Regions from separate parts of the Homo sapiens genome. Here regions 1 and 2 are each linked to region 3. The links are chromatin loops, found by intact Hi-C in ENCODE. Cell type or tissue: endothelial cell of umbilical vein. All regions are shown on one strand. Each heading gives the region's core, and the rest is flanking DNA. Links, peaks and the distances in the headings are about the cores only.

Evidence for each region. Hi-C counts contacts between places; a loop is a spot of excess contacts. Peaks named below come from ENCODE experiments on the same cell type or tissue, not always from the same donor. Only the 100,000 strongest peaks of a DNase experiment are listed, where the experiment ranks them.
Region 1: a loop joins it to region 3, with 10 times the contacts of the local background. A loop is called at or near these places in 8 of 110 quality-filtered maps.
Region 2: a loop joins it to region 3, with 6 times the contacts of the local background. A loop is called at or near these places in 3 of 110 quality-filtered maps.

What each region holds. Positions count from the first base shown.
Region 1 is chr3:169,131,649-169,141,739 of GRCh38, reverse strand. The region is part of intron 3 of MECOM (MDS1 and EVI1 complex locus); the gene reads left to right. Among named protein-coding and RNA genes, the nearest start is that of LINC01997, 130 kb to the right of the region's middle. In endothelial cell of umbilical vein, for the core only: no CTCF peak of the experiment used is centred there; DNase peaks (open chromatin) are centred at 7,719 and 8,379; H3K27ac peaks cover 672 bases.
Region 2 is chr3:169,425,452-169,435,944 of GRCh38, reverse strand. The region is part of intron 1 of MECOM (MDS1 and EVI1 complex locus); the gene reads left to right. Among named protein-coding and RNA genes, the nearest start is that of MECOM-AS1, 17 kb to the left of the region's middle. In endothelial cell of umbilical vein, for the core only: no CTCF peak of the experiment used is centred there; a DNase peak (open chromatin) is centred at 4,784; H3K27ac peaks cover 2,241 bases.
Region 3 is chr3:169,492,260-169,502,752 of GRCh38, reverse strand. All of the region lies in intron 1 of MECOM (MDS1 and EVI1 complex locus), which reads left to right. Among named protein-coding and RNA genes, the nearest start is that of MECOM-AS1, 50 kb to the right of the region's middle. In endothelial cell of umbilical vein, for the core only: no CTCF peak of the experiment used is centred there; DNase peaks (open chromatin) are centred at 4,202, 4,912, 5,622 and 6,132; H3K27ac peaks cover 4,517 bases.

The sequences.
Region 1 (10,091 bases), core at 5,053-10,052, 360 kb after region 3:
ATGATACGTGTAGATGTATACAATCACTCTTAGCCCAATTGACAAGACAAAAGGGAAGAGACACCCAAATAGTGTATGCATATATTATAAGCATATTCACCTATAAGCACATATGAATATTCTAAAATCCAATTAAAACTAGCAATTCTAGACAGCTTTGAAATGTGAATGTTGGACTAGGTACAATGATAAAAGAGCTGACTAAAGAGATTCTCTAGGTCTGTTTTTTGCTCTCTTTTCCATGAGGAATAGGAGCTGCCAAATGGTGAATAAGCACAACTCATCACATAATGAACACTCCCATTGTGGGAGGTATTATTTAATATTTAGCTATAGAGAGAGACCCTGGTATAGGAGTAATTATTAAGCATTAATGACATCAACTCACCTGTCTAACACAAAAGCAAATGGAACGCTCTACAAGAAATTATAAAAAGTGTTTCTCTTTGCTCTGATTTTTAGATACGGATAAAGTTTATCAAGTGAATTTTAGAGCAAGACAGGTATAAATCCTGGACTCTAAAAAAACGGAATTTGAGATGAAGTTTTCAATTGCAAGTTAGTCATGGTAATAATTAGGTCATCTAACAAAGAAATAAAAAGATTACCCAGGACAAAACAAGAGTGTATAAATTGAACTTTACTTTTTCAAAGATACATATTTTTAAAAATTCTAATGTTAAAAGATCAAGTTTAATCAATTCAGATCAGTTTTTAATGATATGGAGGAGCCATATTAAAGAAAATAAATGTGCTTGCTAAGATTATAATACAGTTTGATAGTAGAAGGACAGTCAAAATGTTGTATGCTGGATAACCTGTATTTGATTTCTTTGTGGGTGAAGAAGTTCTAGAAACAGCATGGATTTTGGTTTTTAAGTAAAGTTGATAAAAGATGTAATCTATTTTGTATCAGAAAAAATAAAAATGAAAGCAACCCAGTTACCACTTTCCCCATACCTTTCTACCAGCATTTTATTTAAGGAAATTTTCCTGAGTAGTTTAAATTTTCCAGTAGATTTCTGTGAGTTATTTCATTTCAGATTTTTTTTTTTTCAGACAGAATGAGCTTTGTGGCAGCTTTCTTTCTTGTCAGTGCTGCCTAGAAAGACTCAAGTTTTGTGATTTTAGACGTCTCTTTCATTTCATGCTTCCAAAATTATTGCAGTGATGTTTTTGGAGATGCACATTCTGAAAACATTGACATCACTGCTAAACCATAATTTCTAAGTAGCTGTGGCTTCTGACTGATATCTTTATTCACCCCTGAAAAAATGTATTAACTACAGTAATTTACCTCTATGAAAGAAGCTATACCAAAGACACTAGTCAATTGAGTCACAGTCACACTCAAGTCATAAAATAATAGATCCATTAAAGATACCCAAGTCTCTTTATCCTTAACATTCTAATTATTTTTCCCTTAAAGTTTCTCTACAATGCTACATAGGTCTATGGCTGTGGCACGGTGTTTAGCTGGAAATTTTTACTGAGACAGACAATGCTTAAATATTTACATTCTAACAACCTGAAATTATCCTTGGTTGCTTTCAGGAGCAAGAATTGGCCCTGAAAGGCAGAGCAGGGTAGGAGCAAAAGCAGAGAGTTGGTTAAGGAAATCTCTTTCCAGACTAGGTCCTCAAGAGGACCAATATAGAGAGGAAGCATAAAAATGTTTTTTTTTCATTATTCAGAGGTTTCATTTACATACAGAAGCACCTATGTGTTTAATGTGAAGTAAACCAAACATCTACATGATATATTGTTTTTTTTTTTTAAAGAAAACTAGTTATTTAGATATTCTTTCCTTTAAAGTCTTGTAGCTGTCTTACTTTTACAAACCATTTTGATTGGTGGACATAACTCATTGCTTTAGGTTTGGTCGGTCTCACCCTGTTCTCACCTCTCTCTCCATCCTTTGATAAGTCTCCTTTTGACCCCACATATACCCTTCGCCTGGATCAGAACCAGGGCTACCTACCCATAGACCCCCATCCACCTCAGACAAGGCCAGTTCTCATGTTTGAATAGATTCACAAAGTTTGGGTACTTATGGAGTAGTTCTCTGGACACAACAGCTTTACTCTAATACATCTTCATAGTGAAAACATATTGGTAATAATCAGAGAGTCACTAAGACACAATTTACCTAAGTTGGCTTTTTAGATTTAAATGAGACCTGCCTTTCCACTTACAATTAATACAATTTATGTAAGTTGACTTTTTAGACTTAAATGAAATCTGCCTTTCCACTGATAGTTAGAATGATCTGGGCGAGTACTTTGGGATAATGTTTTGTATATGTAAGTGTGTGTGTATTCTGTACCATAAGAAGGAACACACTCCTGGCCTGCCCTAACATGGTCTATGAGTAGAATAAAGTTCTCAGAAACCCAAGACATTATTAATCTTGTCATTTACACAAGGTGATAAGTCCTTTCATTTTTAAGTAGGCCCTTGACAGCTGGTATTTAGTAAGTAGAAAAAGAGAAGTCTGCTGTTCACTCTGAATAAAAAGAAATGTGTCGATAAGAGATTATCTAATGCCTGATGTATATTTTGAAGAAATGAGTTACAGAAGAATGAGTGCCCCTCAGAGAATACAAAGTCAGAATTCACTTAAGGATTCTGCCAGCTCCCTTGTGGTTAATGAACGGCAACAAGACTCTACAGTGTTTTCAGTTGGAACAGGCATTGTTCTCATTTGTGCTTTACCTTATAAAGTTTTAACTGCTTCCAGGACGATCCTAGCTGATGTGGCACCCCGCGTTCGCTCTCCTTAGGTCCACGTGAATGATTATATCAGACTGCTGTGACACTAGAACAGCATTTTATTGTGAGCTTATTATGGGCTCAATTATTATTTTCTTTGGATTTTACTATGAAAAAAAATCCACTTTCCTGCATCTTTCGATTAGTACAATTTGTGCAAAACAGCAAGGTAGATTAGCTATGTATACTGCAAAAATGTAATTTGTTACCCTCTTTATACTTTTTAAAAATGTTTGTGTCTACTGTCAGGTAATTTGTTAATTTGCTCTTCCTTTACAAGGGTATCTGTCCACATTTTGTACCACTTCTTTTGATGTTAAAGTTATTATTGGCTTTGGGCATTTTCTTTGCTTTGCTTTTAAGTCAAGTTCCACTTTTATACCAAAGTTATGCTCTGCTGTTTTAAGATGAATGCCAGCTGGCAATACCCAGAGACTGGCTTTGTGAACAGTGCCTAAGCTGACTTTGGGGGGATGTTGTCTGGCTGACAAGTTACTTCCTTCACCTGAAGATGAAACTCTTTCAAACATAGTTTGCCATTTGATTTTTACATCATAAAACAAACATCACCTCATCCCCTGCCCCAGTGAAGTTTCCTTCATGTAACAATACCTAGGATGCAACACTGACATAACGCTAGGATTTTTGTTAAGATTCACAAACTGCATAAGTTGAAAGAGAGGGTGACCTGAAGTATTAAGTGTACATTTTAAGTAGTTAGTGTTTGCATGTATATATCGCCTTTCATTCAGGAAGATCACAAAGCATCACATACACAATAGACTGTAACTATTTCTGGGAGGGCATATAAAAGTCATAAGAATGCTTTACAAGCCATGAAGGAGGATAATGTTTTGGTCAAGGACACAAGAGAAGCCTCCAGCCAAGTAAAACACCAAAGATGATCTTTTTAGCTTCTTTGTAATGTAATGATGGAACTCTTCCCAAAGGTTTGGAAACCATTCAAAATGAACATCAGTTTTTATACAGTCAGATGAAATGACCACATTAAAGACAGGTGGCTAATGGATATTTTTGGGGGGTCTGTAGATAGACCCTCAGAGGTTATTTAAGGAGACATCTTGCAAGGCTTTCAGGCTGGGTACACTGTAAGCTTCGTGTATAATAATGTGCATCTTTATCAATTGCCGTATTTATGCAAACTAGAACTAACAATTCTCTCTCTGTTTTGTTTCATTCAATAAGTTATACTTGGTTTTCTCTTCATGTTACTGACAAAGAGATAAAGATGTGGAGAAGAAAAAAATTCCACACCAAAGATATCTTGGTCTCGTGGAGTCATATTTTTCATTTAGGAAGTGGATATAGCAAGGCAGTACTTGATCTTTTTCAATTAATATTTTCTTGTCTTTAGACTGTGACCCTGAAGACAAATATGGGATACTTTTTCTTTGGAGAAACTAAGGGTGATTTGCTTTGGCAATGCTTAGCCATGATAAAGCTTCCATAGTGTTGAACAAATTTATGTTCAGTCATCAATCTCTGCTGAAGACACTTCTCTTTACCTCTTATTAATTAGGCTCAGAATGTATAATAGGATCCTTCCTGCAGATACTCCTATTAAAATTTACATCATTCCTGAATTGGAGTTTCCCACATTACTATGGATAGATCAGGGTCCAGACTATGTTTCCTAATGCATATATTGTATCTGTAGACTTGATGCCACCTCTCTGCAGTACCAAGACTGACAGATATGTCCATATGAAATGCTGACTTTGTTCAAACATGCAAACGGCTACCTACCTCCTCTCCTACCCACCCTCCAATTGCTGAAGTTCCATTCAGCTTTTCCTTGTCTTCAGAAAGTATATTGAATGAAGGTATAGAAAATAAAGCATTTAGGCCAAATGTTGGGAGCTGGAAGAGGAAGAAATCAACTGTTAACTTCAAAGTGAAAAGACACCAATAGCCAGAAAAGGTTTTCTCTCAGTACAGATTTTGCTGGGAGTATATTTCTCTATTATTTCAATTATTACAACTTCCTGCATAGGTTGAAGGTCATTCATAATTCACGCTTCTGTCATTTTTAGACATGCCAAATGCAGTCTATTAAGCATAAATAAAACTTCCAGTGTTTGATCAGGAAAAATAAACGGGGATTCATAACAATAAAGCCTTGTTCATCTTTTTAAAAGTAAATGTGTTTTCCTTCTTTCTTATTTTCCCCCTTGTGTGCAGAACTTTTCTGTCTCAACAATACAAACATAATACTTCAAATCAATCCACAGATAAAGAATCTGACAGATTCCAGATTTTTGTTCTCTAGTATAATGAACAAGACCCACCTGATTACCATTTGAAAAAACTAATGATAGAGGATTTGGTTGAAAGCAGTCCTTCAAAGTATAAAACAGAGTTAGACTGAAAGTCTTTTATGGCATATTAACTTTCCTATCAAAGTGCTTATGAGTGTCTATGCCTGCTTTACTGCTGTCATCTTGGACTTAACCAAATAAAATGAATAATGATATATGATTAATTCTAATTCCAAGTATATATAATATAAATTTTATAAAACATAATATATAATTACATATAACTTGTATGATATATAATAAGAATTAATCATGTGCCATGAAGCATTCATTCTTATTATATAGAATTATATACATGAGATTACTAATATGAAAATTTAAAAATTTCTCCAAAACATATACTTTGCCATGTTTATGTCAAATTATAAAATATGTAATATATCTAAGCACATTTATATTTATAAATAACACCACATGAAAATGTACAGTTTGGAAGTCTAAATTTGCTCAATCAATTTCATATCACCACTGTCTTTTATACTTAACTTAGCCTTGTGAGTATTAGCTGAATGGATATTCTCTTTGCATTTGGAATTGCTTTCAGGGTTTGATTAAAATAAATTAATTATAATAATTCTGTTTAGGGCATTTAATTTCTATATACATGTATAATATTATAATTATGCCTTAAGCTGTGGGTTTTACCAGTGGTAAAACTGAACAATTTTGGATTTCTAGTTTTACTTTTCAACTACTTGAATCATTTAGAATTTTAAATAAACATTTAGAAATTTCACTAGTGTGCTATTTGAACAAATTTTAAAAATAAAAGAACATGAAGAAATCTGTTACTAAAACATTTACTATAAAAACTTATCCTTATAAATTGAGGTATCCAGAGATCCAAATATAATATTCATACTTACAAAGGCACAAATATTGCTTCATAGAAAAATAAAAAGAGTCTAGCAAGATACTGGGAAAATTTAATTTTTTATGTGATAAAATGAAAAAACCATCTCAACTGGCAAAAGTTTCAGATGTATGGGAGTTAGGTTAGTTCATAACATGTTGTGCTTCTGGATTTTGGTATTAGCTACCAAATAGAAAGTTTTGGAGGAGTTAACACGGTTTTAAAATATTTATTATGACTTTTTAAAAAAATGGAATTTCCATATAATCTATTTTCTTATAGGCCCCATTCTTCTTGTCTTTCACCTTATATTGGGAAGAATTGAGTTTTTTCTTCTCATAGAACATTCTGAGAGAGAGAGCAAAAATAACAAATGAACAACCTTTTCATATTAACTCAAAATTTTCTAAGTGTTGAATATTTTTGAACCTCTCTTTATTTATTGGGGGTATATTCATTACAAAATTTCAGATCCAGGATATTTTTATTTTGAATCCAGAGAACTTTTTACATAAAACCCTGATAGGAGAAGAGACCCATTATTAACTGTTTTATGGAACTTAACAGATTAATTGACTCCCTTCCATTTTTCTCCAACACAAAAATGAGAGAGTTATATTAGTAGTGTCTCTGCTTATGGCACATAACACAGATGGTATGTAATTCACTGGACTGCAATATACTCAAGATTTTGAGAATACAGATTTTAAAGACATTATAACTCTATTTTATAAGCATGGTCAAACATACTTATTATATACAAATATGTGAGAAAATCTATATAAATCACTCCTTTGTTGCATTTTTATTTGCTGAAAGATCTATTTTATAACATAAAAGTATATTTTCTGAAAGGCCTGATTCCTCTAAGATGACATCCCATCATTTCCCCACTATATTGTTTCAGGGCTACAAATTTTCATTTTGTTTTCATTTAAATTACTCCTGTCTCTTCTCAAATGCCTGCTGGCATACCATTAATGTTATTAGAAAGTAAATTAAATTTATATGTAGACATCCCTAGATTCAAGGATTCAAATTATACTTTTGGGCCATTGTAATTAGAAGAGGAAAACAATGTTGCTTAAGTGTCTCCAAAACCCTAAGGGATGAGAGGTAATGAAGATCAGGTGGTAGAAACACCTTGAGAAAAGGACTAGCTTGGTAAGGGTATGGCAAATGGAACTTCGAGGGACATTCTTATTGCTATATGGGGAAGCATGCCCAGAATCTGCCCTCATTATATCTGGCGCTTGCCAGTTCTTTTCAAACCTCAGTTTCATGAGCACCATAAAAACTCACTTAAAATTGAAAAGAACACCCTGAAGTTAAAATCCACTTTGCTTTTCTTTGCCTTTCATGGCTTGGAATGTCACCTTTTACCTCCAGTAAATAAAGCCAACATCAACACTCTTCCGTGTCTTTTATTTTGTATGCACTCAATATTCTTCACATGACAATCTGGACTCTTAAAGGGAAATTACAGTAGTGATCTATGTCTTGGCAAAGAGAATTGTCTTTATAATATATAGTTACAGTGTATCCATCAATTTCTTTTGTTTCTTAGACTGTTCACATTGGATTGAGTAAATCTAAAATGGAATTAAAAGAGACATGATTAATAGTGGACTACAAAGAAATAATGATATCATAATACTCTCTTAAAATGACCTGACGTGTGTCTAAGTAGTATTCCCCAATAGAGACAATTGCACTGTTTTACTGTCTTGTAGGGTATTGTCTCTTTAACCTCACTATTTCCGAGAAGCCACCGAAAAGTTCTAATATGTCACAATTCAAATGTCAACATGTTGTTGGAAAGGAAGCTAATAAGTTAAACCTTTGAGAGATGCCAAAAAAAGAGGTGATTCAAACTGTTGAGAGAAGTCCATTGTTTTCTAAGGGGAAATAGAACTCCAGAATGAAACAGTGTACTTATAAGTATTTAACTGGAAAGTTTAGGGGAAAAAAGCAAACTCACACATTATTTTATTATTATTTTAAATCTGGTAATCTTTAAAAAGAACTGTTCTCAGTGTACTTCCAAGGAAAAGAAAATGTGAACAGCTAGGGTTAATAGGATACAAAGTGCAAATAAACTATTTTTTTTATAGAAACAGCACATAATGAGGAGTAATTTTGCCAAGTTAGTCTGGATTCTATCTGTGGACAAATACAAAGAATCTTAGGTTATATTATAACATATTATAGCAACATTTTATGTTTAGCATTGTTTTCTATAAACCAGCTTCAGGTGGTTCAACTACTATTGAATGAAAAAAAATTATTTTATTTTGACAGGAAAGAAGCTAAGCAGAAAATACTCCTCATTAAGTTATTTTTCAAATTTAGCACAATTTTGTGCTCCGGTCTTGTTATAGAAAAATAAACAATTGGACTTTAGAGCCACCTACTGGAATAAAGAGGCACGTACAAAGTTCTCATCTTTCCAAAATATAAATAGATAAATAAAATTAAAGTATGAGCATTTCTGCTGATCTTATAAGACATCAACTTATGCAGCTTTTCTTAGTTTGAAATATCATGTGATCTTGCAAAAAACCATAGTTAACAGTAATATCTTCTAAGAATATATTCTTAGAATATGATGGTGGTTGTTGTGTTATTGTTTTGGTAGTGTATGTGTGTGTGTGTGTGTGTGTGTATGTGTTTTGCTCAGATATTTAGAATCTGGACTTTTTTGGCTTAATAAGATTGATTCTGGGCTGGGTGCAGTGGCTTACTTGTAATCCTAGGACGTTGAGAGGCCTAGATGGGCAGATTGCTTGAGCCCAGGAGTTCGAGACCAGCCAGAGTAACACAGTGAAATCCCATCTCTACCAAAAAATACAAAAATTAGCTGGGTGTGGTGTTGCATGCTGTAGTCCCAGCTACTCAGGTGGCTGAGGTAGTAGGATCACCAGAGCCCAGGGAGGTTGAGGCTGCTGTGAGCTGTGATCATGCCACTGTACCCCAGCCTGGGCAACAGATTGAGACCCTGTCTCAAAAAAAAAAAAAAAGAAAAGAAAAAAGAGATTGATTCTGTTTGTGGACATTCTTAGGAAGATTGGGAGAAAAGACTTATTGGCACTGTTAAAGAGAGAGAAGAATATATGAGGCAAAGGAATAATTTCCTTCTCAGAGTACTCTAGGGTTTTGCAAAGATACTGTGGTATAATATAATTGGTCTCATTTTCACCAGTTAATCGTAGAACTTCATTCTTTCTTCTAAAACCTCTATCTGATTATGGGATTGTTTAATAAATAACCTTAGAATGAAAAAAAACTGATGACATTTTTATGGTAGAATGAATAAACATCTAAAGATTTTCATGCTTAAAAGCTTTTTTAAATGAACAAAAACCAAAAAACAAAAAACCTGGTCCCTGGACAGGTAAGTTGGACAATGACTTGCCTAAGTCACCAAGCTGCTCAGGAGAAAGGCAGTGGCTCTTGGAAATTTCAGGTCAGGGTTCTTTCCACACTTGCTCCACTGCTTTTGAGTCAGTCATTAACAGATTTATTAAATGCTTCCTCTCCTCAGCACTTTGCTAGAAAGCAAGGGGAATAAGCACCACCCCCACCACCCCAATAAATGAATCAATAAAATGCATAATGCCTACTTTCAAAGAGAGAGGATCAGGAGCTGGGCCTGAGGGCAGGACCCTGGTATGGGAGCACCCTTCTGATTGGTGAGAGAGGGGTTAAGTTTTGAAAAACAAAATACTCTCCTTTGTTGTCATGATCCTTTATGTCATGTCCTTTCAACCTATTACCTTCCAAACACGTTGTTGAGAAGGCGCTACTTTTGCAAACTTGCTTAAGTGGGGAAGGTACAAGGTAAGCTAGGCTACTGCTGGAGAATTCCAGGCAGGATTCAACTCTGTGAGTACGTGTGGTTTGCTAGGGTGCTTTGAGGATTCAGAGAAGGGAAAGTTCTTCGTTAAACATTACACAGGATATATGTGACGCAGCTAGCCTTGCATTAAGAAAATTTGATTTGTGAAGTAGGATTTGGAAAAGATTTGTGAACTGGCTTGAGAGTCACAGCTTTCCATTTGTCACCAGAGGGCTGGTTTTCAATATATAAAACAGGAAATCACACTTCTTTTGATAAAAAAGAAAAA
Region 2 (10,493 bases), core at 1,965-6,964, 67 kb after region 3:
AAGTTTTGTAACCGACTGTAGTGCTTAATAATGTTACCGTTTTGGTCCATTATTGGAATATTGTATCTGCTTGAATTAATGTTTATAATGGCACTTTACTGCTATTGTCTGCTTGTTTTTATACTGATTTATGTGGTTATTAGACTGAATGCAATTTATGTTGAATTTTTTCAAGAAATGCAGTTTAGCAGAAGCACAAGTCGTTCTAAATAAACGGAATTAAGAAATCAAAGATACAGAAGACACTAGTTTTGGCCCTCTAATTGTCTACAGCAAGAAAATATATATTTTAAAAGGAAATATGAGTTCACAAGAAGATAAATAGACACATAATCCAGAGGCCAGTTGCTGGCAGAATTTCTTAGTTTGATGTGACTCTCTTTTTGACAGTTCTCCTAAGGTAGGTTATTTTGGAGAAAACATATGTTTCCATTTTCTCTCCCTCTGCTTCCCTTTGGGTCCCCAGGCTCCACTAGGGTCACAGAAACATTAAGGCTTTTGTCACTGTGATTAATAGCTCTTAAGATCATCTTTAATTCACTCACTAATGACTGAGGGTCTTTCTGCTCTCCAAGTAATCGGGTGATGTATGAGCCGATAGTACACCTTGTGGCAGAGGTGAAAATCATTCAGGCAATGCAAATATTGTCACGGGAACAAATGTTTTCCCTGTTAATAAAAATTAATGAATTCTACCCAGGAGCTAGTTAAGGAAGCTGTGGCGAAGGAAATCCAAACACAAATAACTTCTTACTGTTAAAAATCACTTATGTATTTTTTCTAGATATAGAAAAAGACCATCATTGCTGCATATTTCCATAAGAGATGAAATAATGACAAACTATAGAAATGCACTATGTTGTTTTTAAATTATCTTTTTCAGGTTCTTGAGTTTATTTAAAATTGTGAACTTTGGCATCTTATTTGTTTTAACCTTGGTTAAACTACAGGCTTCCCATACTGTACTAGCCTAATGAATACATTCCTCTTTTCATAGCCTAGTTAGGACCAAGAATTATAGTGGTCAGGGTTTATAACTATAAAATGATGTAATGAAGTTTAAATTTGAGAAACTCCTTGTAACACATCATAAAAGATTGATGAAACAGACTGGAGATTAATAAGTGGTTCAAATAGTTTTGAGAGAAAAAACAACAAAAACATTTAACACTATCATTATATTTATTGAATTCTTTAAAAATAAAAACATCTCCTCTCTTAAAAATTTGCCTCACATCATTAAAGCTTTTTCCTTACTACATCTACCTCAACCCCAGTTCATTTTGTAAGACAATAAATGTACAATGTTGTGAGGTGTGCCTGCTCTTTATGTACAGACACTTGCTATAGAAATAAATCTGCTGTCTTTTTGTTTCATTTTGATAGTCCATGATTCTTTCTTCTAATGACCAAAATTCATTGTCTCAATGGAATAAATATTTCTGAAATAGCTCCCAGTCCTTCCCCTATCATTTACATCTTAGAACAAAACAAAAAAAAAACAGTAAACTTTTTATACATCATTTTACCTCTCCACTGTGCTTATCTACAAAGGAACATATTACTGAGGAGGAAAAAAGCTCAACTTGTTACTATTATTTCTGGTAGGCACCCAAGGAGAGTAGCTAATTTGTTTTTCATCAATGCCAAGGACAAATTAAAACAAAAAACCTAACTGAATTATGCATTTATATGTGCTTGCTTCTAAAGTATGCTTATTTTCCCCAGAATGTTCAAATGAAAACATAAAAAATTTGACTGTATATTTGTTTAGTATCTCAGAATCTATTTATACAATTTTTAAATTAACTGAATTTTAAAATTATTGAAGGACATGTGGTATTCATTATCTAAATAAACTAAATTTGAAAAATATTAAAGGGAACATAATCTTAATTATCAATTACGTTTTGACACTTGGAGAATGGGTAAAATTAAAGAGGCAATTTCTGCCACCTCCCCATTATTAAGAATAAACCCTTTTTTTTCCCAGATGAATTCAGATAACAGCTCTCCAACGTTAAACTTGGAAGTAGGATTTTTCTCTAGATAGGTGCTTCTCCAAATGTGATCTTTGAATCTCCTGCGTTCAAACATTTGAAAGGTCTCACCCTACAGTCACAGTAAATCTCTGGGGACAAGCCCTGTGTATTTGCATTTTTAACAAGCACTCTAGATGATTTTTCACAAAGGTTAAAAACTACTGCTCTCAATGTTATTGAAAGAAATTTTCTTTCTTTCTTTTCTTTCTTTCTCTTTCTTTCTTTCTTTCTTTCTTTCTTTCTTTCTTTCTTTCTTTCTTTCTCTTTCTCTTTCTTTCTTTTCTCCTTCCCTCCCTCCCTCCTTCCCTCCCTTCCTTCCTTTTTTCCTTCCTTCCTTCCTTCCTCTTTCTTTCTTTTCTTTCTTTCATTCTGTCTGTCTGTTTGTCTTTCTTTTCTTTCTTTCATTCTGTCTGTCTGTCTTTCTTTTCTTTCCTTCTTTCGAGTTTCGCTGTTGTTGCCCAGGCTGGAGTGCAATGGCGTGATCTCTGCTCACTGCAACCTCTGCCTCCTGAGTTTGAGCAATTCTCCTGCCTCAGCCTCCCGAATAGCTGGGATTACAAGTGTGCCCCACCACACCCAGCACATTTTTGTAGTTTTAGTAGAGATGAGGTTTCACCATGTTGGCAGACTGGTTTCAAACTCCTGACCTCAAGTGATCCACCCGCCTTGGCCTCCCAAAGTGCTGTGATTACAGGTGTGAGTCACCATGCCCGGCCTAGTCAAAGAAATTTCATCATGACAACATTGGTTCTAATATATAGAATACTTTTTTTCCATTTACATAAAATGAATTTTCCACAATTGGGTCTCACCGTTTCTATAAACTTTTATATCTTACCCTTGATTCCAAAAGAAAAATGTTGAGTTTACACAGCTTCAGTACATACCTGGTGGGTAAAGGGTTTGGGCAAGTGCAGACAGCAAGGAAATCAAATATGAGCTTTTTGCCCAGAGAAGTTCTAATCACATAGTAAACAGTTAGAATTTACACGGGTCTTTATTTAATTAAGCCTGAGAACCACTATTTAGTTGCAGCTGGAGCAGAATCTTGGCACAGAATAGAACAATCTACTGTAGCCTTTAACCTTTTCCCTTTTAACTGTGCTTATAAGAAGGTGTGTTTCTTTAAAAAGGTGCTGCATATCTTTAAGCACTGTTTGTAGTCTTTGATATAAGGGTCACCTCACTGTGCACACATTTTAAAATTCAATAGTAAAGAAGAAGAATGAAATAGATGTATAGCCTAACAGGGCTTTTTGTGTTCTATGAGGTTGAAATAATTTATCCACATGATGAACCTTCATATTTTAAATGTTTTCTGTAATTTTTAATGAAGAAAGTATATGTCTGTTTGTGTGTTAGAGAGGGAGACATTGACATCTGCTTTACTGTTTCATAAGTCTTTGAGATCAGCTAAGGCTAAATAATGAGAAGAAAAAAATGACAGCCCGGCACAGTGGCTCACGCCTATAATCCCAGCACTTTGAGAGGCTGAGGCCAGTGGATCATCTGGGGTCAGGAGTTCGAGACCAGCCTGGCCAACATGGTGAAACCCTGTCTCTACCAAAAATACAAAAGTAGCCGAGTGTGATGGTGCACCCCTGTAATCCCAGCTACTCAGGAGGCTGAGGCAGGAGAATCACCTGAACCTGGGAGGCAGAGGTTGTGGCGAGCCAAGATAGTGCCACTGCACTCCAGCCTGGGTGACAGAGCAAGACTCTGTCTAAAAAAAAAAAAGACAGTAGTACTATCACAAAAATGACAGTGGAACTATCACTTTTCTTCATGACAAAGGGAGAGAATTAAACAAGATTCATACTAGGTCTCGAACTGTTGTCTCTCTGGCCTACAGTCAGTTTGTAGACACATGTAGTTTGGCTAACACAATGTGAAAAAAAAAAAGGTGAAAAACCTCACCCCAAAATCCAAATTTCTGATTTATCTTGAAGTATCAGATTATGTGGCCATATCAAACCAGTTTTCTCCATGGCAACACTCAGCCATACCTGATAGCAGCTCCCTCCTTTAGATGGAGCATGGCCTCTCCTAACCCCTTGGTCTGTGCCATCTCGTGTTGCCTTACACCTCATTTACCTGGTATGCTGGATGCTCTTAGCCATTTCTATATGTAAGTACTAATTCATGCTACTGAATTGAGAACCCCAAACAGGAGAATCTAAAAATCTCACAACCGTGTGTATTTGGCTTTAGGATTTGTGGCAGACCAGTCTACCTAATTGTATTTACCATGGAAAATATTGAAATTAGTCTGTGCGACTTTGAATCTAATCAGGTGAGTAAATCAGGGAATCCATCAGGGAATTACAAAGTAGGGAAGTTAACTTGAGCTCAAAGTTTGAAATAAGGGCTTTTTTTTCTTGTGGTACCATTTGGCAACAGGTCAAGGGACCTTTATTTCTTCTATGTAGGTCTTAGAGACCTATAATTCTGGAAGACCCCGGTTTTGATAATGTTCTACTAGCAACGGTAAGCCAGTAGGCAGTGCCAACTTTAGAAAACAATTATCAGGACATCTATGCAAGGTATCGCAGCCTCTTAGTAACCACAGGAAGTTCCCAGCCTCTCGCCACAAGCTTGAGTTTCCAAGGCTGACAGGTCCCTGCTACTCCCTTCCTACTCCTCCCACTTGAAGAAAGGCCACAAGTTCAGATTTCCCCACCAGCTAATGACTTTGGGTTTGTCTAACTCTGGCTGTAAGCTCTTTGGCATAGTTCAACCTTGCTTCTTTCAGAGGACAAATCTTATCTTTTTATTAGCAAACAGGATGGCTTAGATATGTCTTTATAGGACATTTGCTGGAGCATAATTTAATATGACTCATTTCCCCTTATATATAAAGACAGTGACTGAAACAGACAAGGGGAAAAACAAGCCCAAAAATGTTATTAGAAACTTGCACTTGAAAATGTGTAAAATTCTACTGCAGCTGGGGGATTTATTTAGAATGACTTGGCATTCTTTGCTTGGATGTCTAAATAGGCCTTGTGATACCATTTTTGGCCTCACTTTGAACCTAGTGTAATAAAGAAGGAAATGAAAGCAAAGGTAAACCTAAAGTATTGTTTTACTCTAAATGCTTTCAGTAAAGGGTCTTGTTATCTAATGATTGGTACTAGATGGCTGGTATAAATCGTATGGTCTGTTCTTTGCACTCATGGCTAAAGGAGGCAAAGGCAAAGGAAATCAATTGGAACTAGCAGGTAACAAATGACCAGTCTTAGGCAAACATAGCAGGTAGGGAAAATAGACTTGTGGACACAGATTACTAGGAAATAGTGCGGGAGGCCTTTTTCTCCTTATTCAAAATCCAGTGCAATTATACAAAGTAACTAATTAGACAATTATGAAATACAGGAATTGTTTTATCTGTTACCACTGTAAGCCTAGAACCTGAGAGCTATTAGTTTTCCAAGGGCCTAAAAAATTACTTGAAAAAAATTACTGGCTTAAAAATATGAATGAAAATGATAAAATCACAATTAATAAATGTTTATTAATGTAGTACTATGTCATCCAGTCCAGTATAATTCAAATCATCTAGAGTTGTGTTTTAATTATGTTAAATATAGAGTGTGGTTACATTTTAATTTTTGATATAACATAGGATGCAGCTTCCAAAATTAAGTAGCTAGGACAGGCAAAAGTCTTAAAATGGCCCTGATGAAAGATTGCATTTTATAGCTATATAACATTTTCTGCCAGAGGCCATCCAGAATATTGGAAATGAGGATTTATTGAAAAACAAATTACCTTTAGCTAGTTCTATGAATGGAATAGACTTACTGTTCAAAGTAGAATCTTACCAGGGAAGGCATCAATGAACATTCTACTTCTAACTTCTCTAAACTCACGCCATTCTTAATCATTTTTCAAAGTTTATTTTCTTCTTTTAGAGTTAAGTGCCCTTCTGCAAAGTACAAGTCAAGCTATATCTTTGAACTTTCAGCTGTAGGAGAGACAGTGGGACTCTGCAACACAGAGACTACCTGATTCTGCATTTATGCCATTCCTCTTGCTTTGTTGTTGAGGATTTTTTATGCACAATATCTTATTTGATCTTCACAACAATACACTGACGTAGAGAAGTGGTAATATCATTGACTCTATTTGGCCAATAATGACATGGAGACTAAGAGGGATTAGTGACACAGTATAAGGTATGCAACTATTAAGTGTGGAAGGGCCTGGAACTAAAATCTTTTCATGTTAAACCCATTAAACCTGTTACTACATCTAGCTACTGGACATGTATGAGTTAGGATATTTCTAGAGCCGAATTTTCAAGATGTTTTCTCCCTATAAACTTTACATCTCATCTGGTAGAAAATATGTTTACTCATCCATGCAACATTCAGGCAACAAATATTTGTTGAACATGTGCTATGGGTCAGATAGCATGCTAGTCTCTGAGCTTGTGATGGAGAATAAGATAGATACATTCCTTCCATTTTGCAGCTTGCATCTGAGGTTACATTCACTGCTTAGACTGAATCTGAGTCAATGTAATCTATTCTTTATACTGCAAAATTATTTAATTAAAAAAGTGAATCTTCTCTACACCAACCCTAAGACAGACAGATACACACCCACACACGTAACACCTATACACAGTGGTTTAATAGGAAGCTTGATTGAATTGTCCAGCAGTTTGGGGATCCTATAGCTGGAATGACAGGAAAAGCTTATATACAGCATATCTGATCAAGTATTCTGAGTTTTCATTCTGGCTGTTACCACAGCATTTTATATTGACAAGGAAGTTTAGAGTTGACTCCAGTCTCTCATTTCAACTGACACTCATGATATCTTTTGTATATCCTTAGCTAAAATTAATTATATTCTGCCTATTGTTCCTGTGGCTCTTTGGTTATACCACATTCATATATTTTTGGCTTTGTTTTCTAGTATCCAAGTGTCTGGCTCCTTCTCTAGACTATGAGCTTCTTGAAGACAGAGTCTCTTTTCATTTTCTTTGCACCTTTCTTTTATTTTTTTCCCTTCCCAGTGCCTAGCACAGAGACTTCCAGGTGATGTCAGGGTGAAAACCCAGACCAAGGGCATTGACCTTTGATTCCAATCCCTTTTACCACAAAAGCTCTCATTCTTTTAGTTTGTTGGTCTGAAAAAGTAGATAATAGCCTTAAGAGTTTTGTTTACAAAAAATAATTTGAGGTAAAAGATATTTTGCAAGTAGAAAAAAGGTACAATAGAGTGTGTATGACCTCATGAGCATATTCTTTTCCAACAAATTTTAAGATTTATATATTCATTTGCTAGGGCTGTCATAACAAAATACCATAGACTGAGTAGCTTAAAGCAGGGGTCTGCAATCCTGCAGTACCGGTCCACGGCCTGTTATTAGGCCTGTTAGGAACTGGGCCGCATAGCAGAAGGTGAGCAGCTGTCAGGTGAGCACTGCTGCCTAAGCTCCACCTCTGTCAGATGACTGACAGCATTCGATTCTCATAGGCAAGTGAACCCTATTGTGAACTGCGCATGTGAAGGATCTAGGCTCTTTATGAGAATCTAATGCCTGATGATCTGAGGTGGAAGTTTCATCCCAAAACCAACCCCCCACAGTCCATGAAAAAATTGTCTTCCATGAAACAGGTCCCTGGTTTACAAAAGGTTGGGGACCACTGGCTTAAACAACAGACATTTATTTTGTTGAAGTTCTGAAGTCTGGAAGTCCAAGATCAAGGTTGGTTTCTTCTCGCTGTGTTGCCTAGGCTGGAGTGAAGTGGTGTGATGTTGGCTCACAGCAACTTCTGCCTCTCGGGTTCAAGCGATTCTTCTGCCTCAGCCTCCCAAGTAGCTGGGACTACAGGCACCTGCCACCAGGACATGGCCTTTTCTCTGTGCCCATGCATTGACTGTGTTCTAATCTCCTCTTCTTATAGGGATACCAGTCATATTGGACTAGAGCCTACCTTAGTGACTTCATTTTAACTTAATTATCACTTTAAAGACTACCTCCTTATGACCACATTCTGAGGTATTAGAGGTTAGGATTTCAACATATGAATTTGAGGAGACACAATTGAACTCACCACTTCATTAATTTATTTCTGTCTCTAGTTACCACTTAGCTATCTTTCATACACACATATTTTGTCCTGAAAAGGAGTTACAATGATAGAAAAGATAGCAATAATCTCTCAACTCCTCTCTGTGATGGGATGCTTTTTATTTTAATAAATATTCTCTCCCTCGTGATTCCATCTTCTGTACAAGAGATTGCTGCAAAAAACTTAGACCTGGACATAACTCACATCTGAGTGGAGATTTCCATTAGCTTCACCACATCAAGTTCACCAGTTCTTTGGTCAACACAAGTTCATCTTCTTTTTAATAACCAAATGGACAAGATAAAGCCCTATTATTATTTATAGTCAGTAAGGACAATGACTTCCTTTTGAATAGCTGAAGAGGTTTCCTTTTATTTTAGACCAAGAATTAATTTGTGTGAAAATATCGGCCTATAGTATACTCAAAACCTCATTCTTTGACATAATTAGCTACCTAGACTCACCTAAATGAAGTGCAAATCCTTTACCTTAACAAAATACAAAGCTATTATACTACATTAAGAGCTAAAAATAACAGCACTTGATAAAGAATACAGAGACTAGCATAGCTCTGTGACTTTAAATGATAATATATGCATTTAAACATCATAATTTTTACTAAAAAATGAATTGGAAATACTAAAAAGTTTACATATTAGTATTTCTGTGACATGTGAGGGAAAGGGAATACCAATAATTATAAAAAGCTCGAAGAGGCTTTAAAAAAGAATTCATACCTTGAGAAGCTCTCTGTTATATATCCATGCTTGTTATTGAAAAAAAGTAATCTAGTAGAAAGAATATAGGCTCTGAATGTAGATTTCTCTGGTTTTCAATGTCCTCATTTGTAAATTGGGGGTTGATTAATTTCTACCTAATAGGGTTGTCACAAAGATTTAACGTGTATACATACAATATCTGGCACATAGTAGGCATTCATTAAATGCAGTCTCTTCCTCCTACATTCTCTGTTAGCCTTATGTTACTAACTGGATGCCTAAGTGATACCAACATTTTATGATTTTGCATTTGGAAGAAGGATTCTGAAGACTGTCTTGCACAATCTTCTCTGCTCCACGTGCAGCTCAATTAATCTCATATTAACTGCAATTACTCTTCTAGCCCTTTTACTTCAGCAATTACTAAATTTGTGACTGCTATAAACTGGTTCTCATATGTTTCATGCTATTAGTGCAGAAAACTATTCATTGACTTTAAATCAGACGGATTTCAAAAGGTGAAAAACACTTTTCAGGTTGAGTGAACTGAGAAGGATGGAAGGCAAACATTAATTCACCACCATGTTTGGATGCTCCAGGTGTCTCCTATGAGCACAGCGATGCCATTTGCCAATCTCCTGGTGACATGCCTGAGCATCAGAGGTTCCTTTTCCCTGCCTGAGTGTCCACCGTCTTGAAGTTGTGCTGTAACTTTTAGCTTAGATTGTGCCTCAAGATATTAAATGACTTTCCCACTGAACTGTGTCACTAGGGTCTCCCAAAGGAGCATGTACTTACCTGACAGAATCATTGGGAAAATGCTAATGACTTCTTTCTTAAAATATTATTAAAATTTTTTAGCTGAAGTTTTCACATAGGCTTTTTGCAAAAAGAAATCTGTGTTACAATGGATGGAGCAAACTCAGCCAAAATTATATTTTCGTGTAGGGAGAACTGTTGGGGGGATTTTTACTAGATAATGGCTGCCATTTTGTTCATTAATTTTTCAGATAGAAAAGTATTTCTGCAGTGTTTATTGTAGAATATTGTTAAAATACAAAACATAGCAAAGAAAACTATAATACACAGGCTCACCCTCAGAGATAACCACCTTCCACATTATCCATGTGTTATCTTTTCATCTTTTTTTCCTTCTGTATAGATCCTGTTACCAAAAGGCTCTATGCTATCTGCTTTGAAAAATTGCTTTACTTTTTCACTCACTGTGTTGCAAACATTTTCCCATGTTGTAGAATACTATTCTTCTTCAACATATGGCTGCACTGAATTCCATTGTGTTTATTTTCTCAAAGCTTCTATTGTTGGACATTTGATTGCTTAGATTTTTCATTATTATAAATAATGCTCTAACACTCAGACACAGCAAAATAAAGTGGCTAAGAATGTGGGCTTTTAAATATGCTCTATCGCTTACTGTTTGACCAATCAAAATGCCTTTTCTAAACCTTTGTTTCCTCAGCTGTAAAGTAATATAGTGGTCGGACATACCTCATAGGGTGACTCGAAGACACTAGATATAAAGTTTTAGTACAGGGCCTAATTCATAATCAACAAATGTTACATAGAGTTGTCTCTTTATTAGATACATTTTCTTGCATAATCTTATTTCTGTAAATGGAATT
Region 3 (10,493 bases), core at 1,815-6,814:
TTCTTCCTGAGGACAAATTACTCCTATAATGATGTTGAACTTTAAAGCCATTTTTACCATTGGAAAACCAAGCTCTATATTTAAAAAGTGTTGTATGATCATCTTTATCTGTGGCAGAGTGTAAAGAACACTGAATTAGAAGTCATGAGATTACCACTTTCTTGTTCATTGAGCAACTCTGGGTAATTACTTAACATTTATGCATTTGATGTGTAAAAGGGTGTTTTTAGGGGTCTCTGGTTGCAGTCAACAGACACTGGCTCTGGCTAACTTAGGCAAAAGAAAATTTATTAGAATAGGTTTGGGAGCACACAGAATTAAAGGAAAGCAGGAAAATCAGACTTGGAAATGGGACAGTAGTCAAGGCATCTCCAAGGAGTTGGAGATCAGGATAGGTCTTGTAGCAGGAAGAATCTGATATGGATTCTGCCACTGAAATGAAAACCTCTAAATATTTTTTGTATCTTTATTTCTCTGTGCAAGCATCAAGTTCACAGAAAGGACTCCAATGAGTGGTCTAATTTGGCAAGGCTGCCAGCTTGTAAGAGAGATGGGTTTTTGAATCCAGTTTCTTGTCTATGTTCTGTGAGTAACAGGTGAATATTCAAAAGGAAATCAGAGCACTGTAGGAAAAGGAAGTAGATCCTGGCCTGCGAGAAAACAATAACTACAATGAGGATCATAAATAATGTTGCTTTTCCCACAATTTGTGAATATTACATTATGTGACATATGTGGTGATGCTAAATAAAGTCTAATGCACTGTGTAGCATTATTGTTATCAGTTATTTCTTGTGGATTTCAGCCAGTATAATTATTTGATACAGACCTTGAACCAGTAAGTGGCTGACCCAGCAATCATGTTGTGTAGCTACTTCTGCACAGTGTTTTATCCTTAAACATAATTATAAATTAAAAAAATAAAAGCTTGAGTATAGCTTTGGAAGCCAACATTTCTAATTAAAATCTTGAATTCATTCTCTACTTGAGGATGAGAAAAACTCTAGCTAACATGAATGAGAGCCAAAAGTGAATGAATTCTTTATTAGATTTTAAGCAAAGGAAGTTGGTAAATGACTAGCCTGGTCATTAAAAATCTTGTCAACGGCATAGGAAAGAATGTTTTATGTTGTTAATTGCAGACTTGCTTGTTGAGCTAGATGCAATAATAAGAATTTGTAGAAATGGCATGTAAACATTTTTTATTAGCAATATTCAAATGAGTCTTTCAGAGCTGGGTTAAAAACGTGGCCTCCAATAAGAGGTTTTTCTGGTTTTCTTGTTTGTTTTTAATTGATAAAGATAAAAATATTAAGTAGAAGTAGAACATCATTATATCTTGAATGTAAAATGCCTTTCAGTAATTTTATTAGAAAATGCTTTTCACTTTAAAAAAAAATTCTGATGTCTGTTTTCTAGTCTTTAGCTCTAGGGATGTAATTTCTACATATGAGATATAGGAAATGGGATGTCTGTTAGTGTTCATTACATTATACAGAGTCATGCAGAATGGAATCTGTATGTTAATGTACTTAACTCAACCCAGGCATGTATATTCAAATTCTAAGCAAACCTTATAGTTACCCTGTTATAGTTGGAAATCTGAGAATAATATTTCTAAATAAGTGTTTTTATTAAATCTGGAGGGGCCTGATTGTATAGGTACCTTAATGCAGGCGTTAACAGAGAGATAAGTAAGTTGTATTCCTGAATTCTACGGACAAATGCATTGAGTTTATAAAAATCTAGACAATGATCAAATTGAACTTAATTTCTATTTAGATTAAGAATAAATTGATTTTTCTTAAAACTTTTCTTTATTAAAACTTTTCCTCTCTCCTTTGAGACTTTATTGTTTTAACAACTGTGTCAATGTATCAGTGGAAGAGATTAAGTTTATATAATCAGATTTAGCCCTGTTTTTAAAATAAGCAACATGTTACATAATCTAATATTATACATGTAGGTGAATAATTAAACCTAAAATATCCAATCAATTAAAACTACTTTTGTATTAGAAGAATTACTTAGGATTTTGAAATGCTTCTTTAAATTTATATAATTGCTTAGTAATTAAATCCTTATAAGATGGGTTCATGTGGAAAATGTTAAAATTTTAAAACATTTGTTTTTGCCTGATAAAGCAATAGAAAATGATATGTGTTTTTTTGTATAAACTATTAAAAAGTTTGTTTAGAAAAGAAAATGTCAACTATAATCATGTCACTCAGAAACAAGTACCATTATTATTTTGCAGTATTCAAAATTCTAATGTTAAATTTGGTTTTTCTCCATATATCAATTTTTAAAATATGGTTTTGTCTCTTTTTGACATACACAGGTTTCATCTATGTATTTATTCATAGCTGAATAATCAATTAATGATTGAAACTTTTAAAAAGATGGTTATAAAAAAGCCATCAGACTTATGGAAGATACAGGAGTATGTACCTATTTGATTGCCTAATCCACTGCTCTCATGGAAGGCCTGTCCAAATGCCATCAGTGACTTTTATTGTGTGGGGCTTCATCCAGTTTTATTTAACTTTCAGATATATCATCTAACAGTATCCATTGATAGACTTTTATGATCTAATAAATAGGCTTTTTCTAATATTTTTATTCAGTTATTTTAAACCTTCTTCCTTTATCCTACTGTTAAATTATTAAACATTATTTAAAAACTATAAAATGTAACTGATTGAATATAGTGCTGTCTGGGAAATTTCACACTGTTGCCATAAGTGACTATAAAGCAAGATCTGTAGTTTTAACAGGATGTTTTTATCTCTTCTGGAGATAGATAGTGAGGGCTAGAGAGCCTTAGAAAATGTTACCAAGCTGTGTATTTTTATTCTTGCTTTTCCTCTATTGGTTACCCTTAATATACATTATAATTTTTAATTTTCCTAAAAATGTCTGCAGTTAGTAGTCTTAACCTCCTCCCTAGGAAGACAAGGACTTTAATACATTTTAACATCCCTTCAATCTCTTGCATGATCTTGCCATCAACTCCTATTTTTGACATTATTATGTTCTAGCTTCTTTTAAAGCATATAATGCTTTAGATATATCAGCATGTTTTGTTGACTTATTTGGTCCCTGTTTTTCCTTGCATCCCATTCTTTTTTTTTCCCCCTGGTCGAAGTAAATTGTTTAGTATTTCTTTCCAAGATAGCTCCTGAGAAGTTAGCTTTTTTAGGTCTTATAAGTCTGGAAATATCTTCTTCTTGTCTGCTCTTTTGAATGATGGTTTGACAACTGGATACAGAATTCTGGTTTAGCTATTTTGCCTTGGAACTTTGAAAATACTTGTCCATTGTTTTTTAGCAGCTCTGGTTATTGAGGAGAACAGTTCTTCTCTTATTCTGACTATACTCTTTTTTTTTTTTTTTTTTTTTTTTTTGTGGGTAATCTGTCTTTTCTCTCTGCAAGCTTAAGATTTTTCTCTGTATCCTGGACCTTTTGAAGTCTTACTGCAACATCTCTAAGTTTGGACTTTTCTTTTTTGGTACTTCTTGTGACTGTTTCTAGTGCTCATGTCTTTTATTAATTCTGGAAAACTTAGCCATGATCTGTTCAAATATTGTATCTCTTCTGTCCTTTCCTTCTGGTATATATATGTATACATATAAACATATGGATATTTATATACTCATATGTATATAGTTTTATATCTCTTAACTCTGATTTATTTAAATATCTTTATCTCTTTACATTCTGTGAGATTTATTGTTTCTTCGTAAAATTAACTAATTTTCCCTTCAGCTGTGTGCAGTTTATTCTTTAGACCATGTGTTGAATTTTTTACTTCACGCTTTTCCATCTAAAAATTTCCAATTGGTTTTTTTCATAAGTATTGTTTTTTCTATAGCCCTACTTTTGTTTCACTGATGCTAATGCTCCTTTTCCTCTTAGAGAATTGTAAACATCATTATTTAAAGTCCATTTCAGATTGCTTAGTTATTTCTATTTCTTTGTATAGGTTTCCCTTCTATTGGGCTTATCAATTACCTTTACAGTGCTGATTTTCTTGTGTAAATTTATTTTTTAAGAGCCTATCTTGCATGGGAATTTTCTTGAATTCATTCTTCCCTGTATGGTAATTCAGCAGTTGCCTCAACTCCACCAGGTCTTGTGATAGTGTGGATAGAACAGCCTTCTGTTCAGAGGCTGGCAGTGAAGTTTTAACTCTGGCTTTATGCAGTGTACTTGGGTCATGTGTGGGGCAGGCTCAGGCCCTTTTCTGTATAAACACTGAAACCCAAAACCTACTGTTCATCTTTGGGCATAAACCGAGCATCCTTTAGTATTGTAGGTTTCCTTTTCTTTTATGGTCCATGAAAACTTTCTTGCTTTTGGACAGAGTTTCACTTTCATATATTTTAAAAATCATTATCCATTATTTCTCGCTTTTGAACAGGGGGCAATTTTGGCATGTACTTACACTGCCATTTTGGTCTGTTATTTTCGTGGGATTTAAAAATAAGTTTTATTTTCAATAAATATTTTTCACACAGGTAAACATGTTTTTACTAAATCTTCTTTATTAATTTAAGATATAATATTTCAAATTACACTTAACTGATATGGAAGAAATAATTGTGAACATTGGTACAAATTATGTATTTTGTCATCTTGTACTTCAAAGCTCCTTGGATTAAACATTAATGAAGAAGAATCAATAGAGAGAACAGAAATAAAGCGCATATTCAGTTGAAGTCTGAAGGAGTTTTTAAGACTCTAGAGAAGAGAAGGTGTAAAATACTAACTTTTGTTTTTTCAGCTGATTTATCAATGTGATTCACACATTTCTGAGGCCACAAACAGGATATATGGCATATGTTGGCCTAAGAAACAAAACAAAACAAAACTCTTCTTTTGTACTTTATTCGATAAATAGCTAAAGCCTACATATGGAATTTTTGTACTGATTCACTCAACAAACACATTGACTTTATATGAGTTGAACTTTATTTAGACATAATGAGAAGCCATTGGAATGTCTGAAATGTGAGGAGACATAATCAGAATTATGCTTTAGGATGTTTGTTTTGGCAAAGGTATGCAGGATGAATTACAAGAGAGAAAAACTGGCCGGGAGCTGTGTCTCATGCCTGTAATCCCAGCATTTTGGGATGCCGAGGCGGGTGGATCACCTGAGGTCAGGAGTTTGAGACCAGCCTGGCCAACATGGTAAAACTCCATCTCTACTAAAAATACCAGTAAAAGAAAAAAAATTAGCCGGGCCTGGTGGCAGGCACCTGTAATTCCAGCTACTTGGGAGGCTGAGGCGGGAGAATCACTTGAACCCAGGAGGCAGAGGTTGCAGTGAGCTGAGATCACACTACTGCACTCCAGCCTGGGCAACAGAGTAAGACTCCATCTCAAAAGAAAAAAAAAAGAAAAAGAAAAAGAGAAAAATTGAAGAATTAGAGAGCTAGTTAGTGGGCTATTGCAAAAGAAGCATTGGGAGTAAATGATAAGGACCTGAAGTAGGTTGTGGCAATAGGGATAGAAAGAACAATATAATAAGGTAAGAATAAGCAGGACTTGGTTGCTGATAGTAAGTGGGAAGCAAGGAGTCAAGAGAAGTCAAATATGAACTGTGGCATGGGGAGAATAATATTGCCATTAAAGAAATTACTAAATCAGACTGCTAGGATTAAGGAACTAAAGAGTCTGCTCATTTTAATGTGTTATGAATTTATAAACTCTTTTTCAGAAGGAATGGTAGCAATAAAGAGGGAAGAAATAGGGTAATAGTTTGAATGGATAGAAGGCTAAAATCTTTCTTAAAGTTTATGCATGCTTGGCTGTGTTTACTGAATATAATCTATTTTATGGGGGTCCCAAAGAAAATTTTTCTGTAGCCATCACAGCTACCTGTAAACATTTATTGTTCATTACCATATGTTTAGAAAATAGAATCAAGAAAGAGCCATTATTTTCTTTTTGATTTTCACATGATTTGGATTTTCCACTGAAGTTCAAGCAAAAGTCAACTTGGGATCTTGGGAATGAACTAAGACGTGGAAATGCTTAGGTCCAACCATGCTCTGAGGAAGGCTTTATGATGGAGATGGAATCAGATACTGAACGAAAGAATTTGAAGTCATTGCAGGGTTATCTCCAGCCAGAGGGGAAATGGCCAGTCAGGAAGAACAACTGGCACAAGGAGCCAGAGCAGTGGCTTGCCGATAACCCTTGGGAAGAGCAACCCTCTCTTTAAGGAAGTCACAGAATTAGCTTCCTGAAAAAACACATTAGTTTGACGATTCACTTGATCTCAAATGAGGTATGGATCATGGTGATTCTTAAAAAAAATGAGGCAGTTTTAGAAAACTTGAGGAAATCCCTCTTTTAGGTTACAAACACCACAAGGGTTTTAAAACAAAAGCTCTTAGCTAAGGGATAATAATTTCCATATGCACGTTTGGTTCTAACATGAGAATATGTTTCCAAAGACGGGTGTATTGTCTGTCTTCAAGGGAATCTTTAAGGCTTATAGAGGCAACTGGCTAGCCACTGAATTCCAGTGAACTCCTGATAGACTCTGCCCATCCCTAATATGTTTTCAATGGTGAGAAATTCTGCCACTGGCCACTGCAGAATTTTCTTTGCTTCCAATTTCCCCATAACAACAGGGCTTTTTCTTGTTTGAGGAGGCTCCCATATCCTAAATGCAGATCCAAGAGAAAAGCTTTGCATGTCCTCATTTGTTCTCCATATTTGTGACTTCTAGTTGGAGTCGACCCTTTTACTGGTAGGGTCGTTATGCTTACTATGTGTCAGGCACTGTTTTGAAGACTTTACAGGTATAGCTCATGAGATCCTCACATCAGTCTTATGACACAGCTCTATTATTATCTATTCTAAAAGAAGAGGAAAGGACAACCCCAACCTGCTGAAAGTTTTCAGCTAGTAAGCGGCCAGCCATCAATTAACATCACTGTGCCATGCTGCCTTCTGTAAGTACAATGTGACTAATGGCTTTGAAACTGAAGAGCTTTTGTGAGTGACTGGTTCATAGTTTTGATAGTGAGGCCAGTGTCCAAATTACCAGTATATTCAGGTTTGGGCCATTTAGCCTCATTTGGAAAAGCCATGGAAAGAATGAGTATTGGAATATGAAAATATGCTAGTCTCTCCATTTCTTAGAGGTGTTATGAATAGTACTTCTTTGTAATTAAAAGTTGTTTCAACTAAGAAACAAGCATTCTTTCGAAAAATATAGTCTCTTCTATTATGCAAAAGAACCAGGCCAGACACAGGTTCACACTAAAAAGACAGGTGTGTAAAATACAGACTCTAATTGTAGCTCAGAATATTATAATATGGTGTGTTTAGAAATAATTATCAAAGAATAAAAACTTAAATTAATATCATATTTGTGGTGAAACTTTCTGTACAATTGAACCATCTGCTGCTCCATCCCTGTCCTCCCCCACATACAATTATAGTCTGTTGTGATGAGATTCTACCTTTTTCACTACCCAGGCTTATCAAAGCTATAAACCGGTCACATAATTCACAGAAGGTTAAAGATACGTGGAGAACTTGGATAGGGTCCAGGGGAGAGCAATGAAAATGATTAACGGGTTGGAAAATAGCACTGATGAAAAAAGATGAATGGAATCAGGATTACCGGTATTGAGAAGGTTTAGAGGTGACTTAATAACTGTCCTCAACTGTATGAAGGACTATTAAGAGAAGCATGGTGACCAAATGTCTTCCAAGAAGGAGAAAAGGATCTAGCCTACAACAGGGAAGATTTAAGCTAGATGTGAATTTCAAACACGATTCTCCTCTCCATCCTCACTAGTGTCATTTATTGACTCTCTTCCATTCCTTGGATCATCATTATTGATTTTTAATGATAAGGATGAAGGTGAATGGCACCATGGCTGAAACAGTTTAATAGATAACTAAAAGATTTCTTCTCATGAAGGCAGTGACTCTCAGTTGGAAGTTTGGAGTAGAAAGATGAATCAGAATCACCACACTGGGAGCTTTTACAAAATACAGATGCTCCAGGGTCCCTCACTGTCCTCTACCTTCCCTTGAAGAATAAGTGCTTTAAAAGATTGTGCTCTCGATTAGTTAATACAGATAGGTGAAAGCAGGAAGATCTTAGTGGTGTATAATAAAACTTTGGTGATGAGTGTATTCAATGGGGTGTTTTGATTAGTTGGCCATTTTAGTTAGCTTATAGCTAATGTATTTCAATGCTTACACCTTGAGAATAGTTTGATCTTTTTAACTTTTCCTTGCTTTAATTGTATTCTCAACAGTTAGAACTTGTGGCATCTGACTTCTTGGGTAGCAGTTTTGCAAAGCATAGCAACATGAATCAAGAGTAAGGCAAAGAGCGGGCTTGGTATTTGGGCTGCCTTACGCCCTTGGGAGCCAGAGAGGAAGAACTGGGCAGTGTGAACTGTCAACTTGTTAGTTTTACCAATAAGTTTACTCTCTGAAAATATTCCCTCTCAAAAATTTATCAGTAAAAATCACAAGAGCAACATCACTTAAAATTAGGTGTTTCCTTTGGGTAATAAAAACTGAGATTGTCCCCTGTTTTAAAATATTAAGGTGGAGGAAATAAAACACAAGGCAAGCAGAGAAGACGGTGAAATGGTCAGTGTAATGTTTACATGTTATGAGAAGGCTGTATAATCATAACAATTATTTTCCCTCAAAAGCTCTACCTCTTTGATCTAGCTCAAATTTCACACCAACCATCAAAGATGATTGCTGCATAAATCTGTATTCTTTCCTACCGTTTAAGGTTATTGGTACTTTGATTAATTTAACCACGTTACTGTCAGGTTGAACACACTCATCTTCTGTTTCAAAGTGTGTACTCGTCAATCTCTCTATGGTTCCTTCCCTTCAGGCCTTATTTCATCACATTTAAGGAGACTCTCCTGCCCTTTATCTTGTTAGGCTTTCAACAGCTTAAGTTGAATCTTCATTCTTTCATTCTTGCTGTCAAGCTTTCTTCAATAGGCTCTCTCATTTCCCTATTCATAAAGTGTCAGGGCTGTTTCTGTTTCACACAGCATTATATGCAGAGTCAGACGTTGCTACAGATTAAATCATTTCCCATCTGAGGAACTTCAGTTACCCAGTATATAAATATACACCCAGTGTATGTGTGAAATATATATATATATGTATACATATGTGTATATATAAAAATACATATGTCTGTATGTCTTACATACATACATATATATGTATGTAAGACAGTGTTCAAAGCAGAGTGTGGTGTTCCTCGTTAGATTCTAAGGGAACTGCAAAGTGAAGGAGGCAGCAATGTGGTTTTGTTACTGGTGGGAGCTCGTGGTGCTATCTGAGAAGGGAGAAGAACCATACAGGTTTTGCAAGAGATTAAAGCTTCATTATTCCTTTTGAAGATGAGGAATATAAAATGACAGTGTTGCACAGGTATTTAGAATCAAGTTTTATGAGACATGCTACTTGATCAAATAAACCATATTTGCAAATAAACCATATTAACGGTGAGTTCTGTTCTTGAGCCCCAGTGCTTGGTACCCAGCAAATGTTCAAGTATCTTTTTGAACGAATAAATGGAGTTGTATGGTATGGCTGGAGGCTCAAGAAAAATGATAGAATACAGTGACTAAAAGACATATTAGCTAAAGTTTCAGCGCTTGAACAAGAAGATTGTTCATTGTTCTGACTATAGCTTTCTATTCTATTTAAATAAGAAAAGACAGGTAGGTACGATTATGTTTCTAAACATGAGTTATTATCATTACTATTTTTTAAAATGGAGTCTCTCTCTGTCTTCGAGGCTGGAGTGCCGTGGTGTGATCTCGGCTCATTGCAACCTCCGCCTCCTGAATTCAAGCAATTCTCCTGCCTCAGCCTCCTGAGTAGCTGGGACAACAGGTGCTCACCACCACGCCTGGCTAATTTTTGTATTTTTAGTAGAGGGGGTTTAGCCATGTTGGCCAGGCTGGTCTTGAACTCCTGACCTCAAGTGATCTGCCCGCCTCGGCCTCCCAAAGTGCTGGGATTAGAGGCGTGAGACACCATGCCGGGCCTAATATGAGTTAATTTTACTGGTTACTCCATTTATTACTATTTCTTTAATAACAGTATTATAGGTAGGGTTATATAATAATAGTATTAAACACGTGTATGGTAAATAACTGTATTTAACTTGATCTTTAATATTATTTTGTGACTGCGCTTAACACAAGTAGTTATTTTTTATTTCCTACTTAGGTTGAAAATATTATACATTGAAGGCAGGGATTGTTATATATGATTCAGGATAAAAATTCCAGAATAATCTTCAGTGGATGACAAGTCCTGAGGTTGGCCAAACCTATAATAATGGCTTTGGAATTGAGCAAAGGAATGAATGGAAAAGTGATCCATTTATTCAACAAGTTTTGCTCTCATACAATGGACTTGACTGCTGTTTCATTGAGTTGGTCAACTAGGTCGTATTTTGCTTT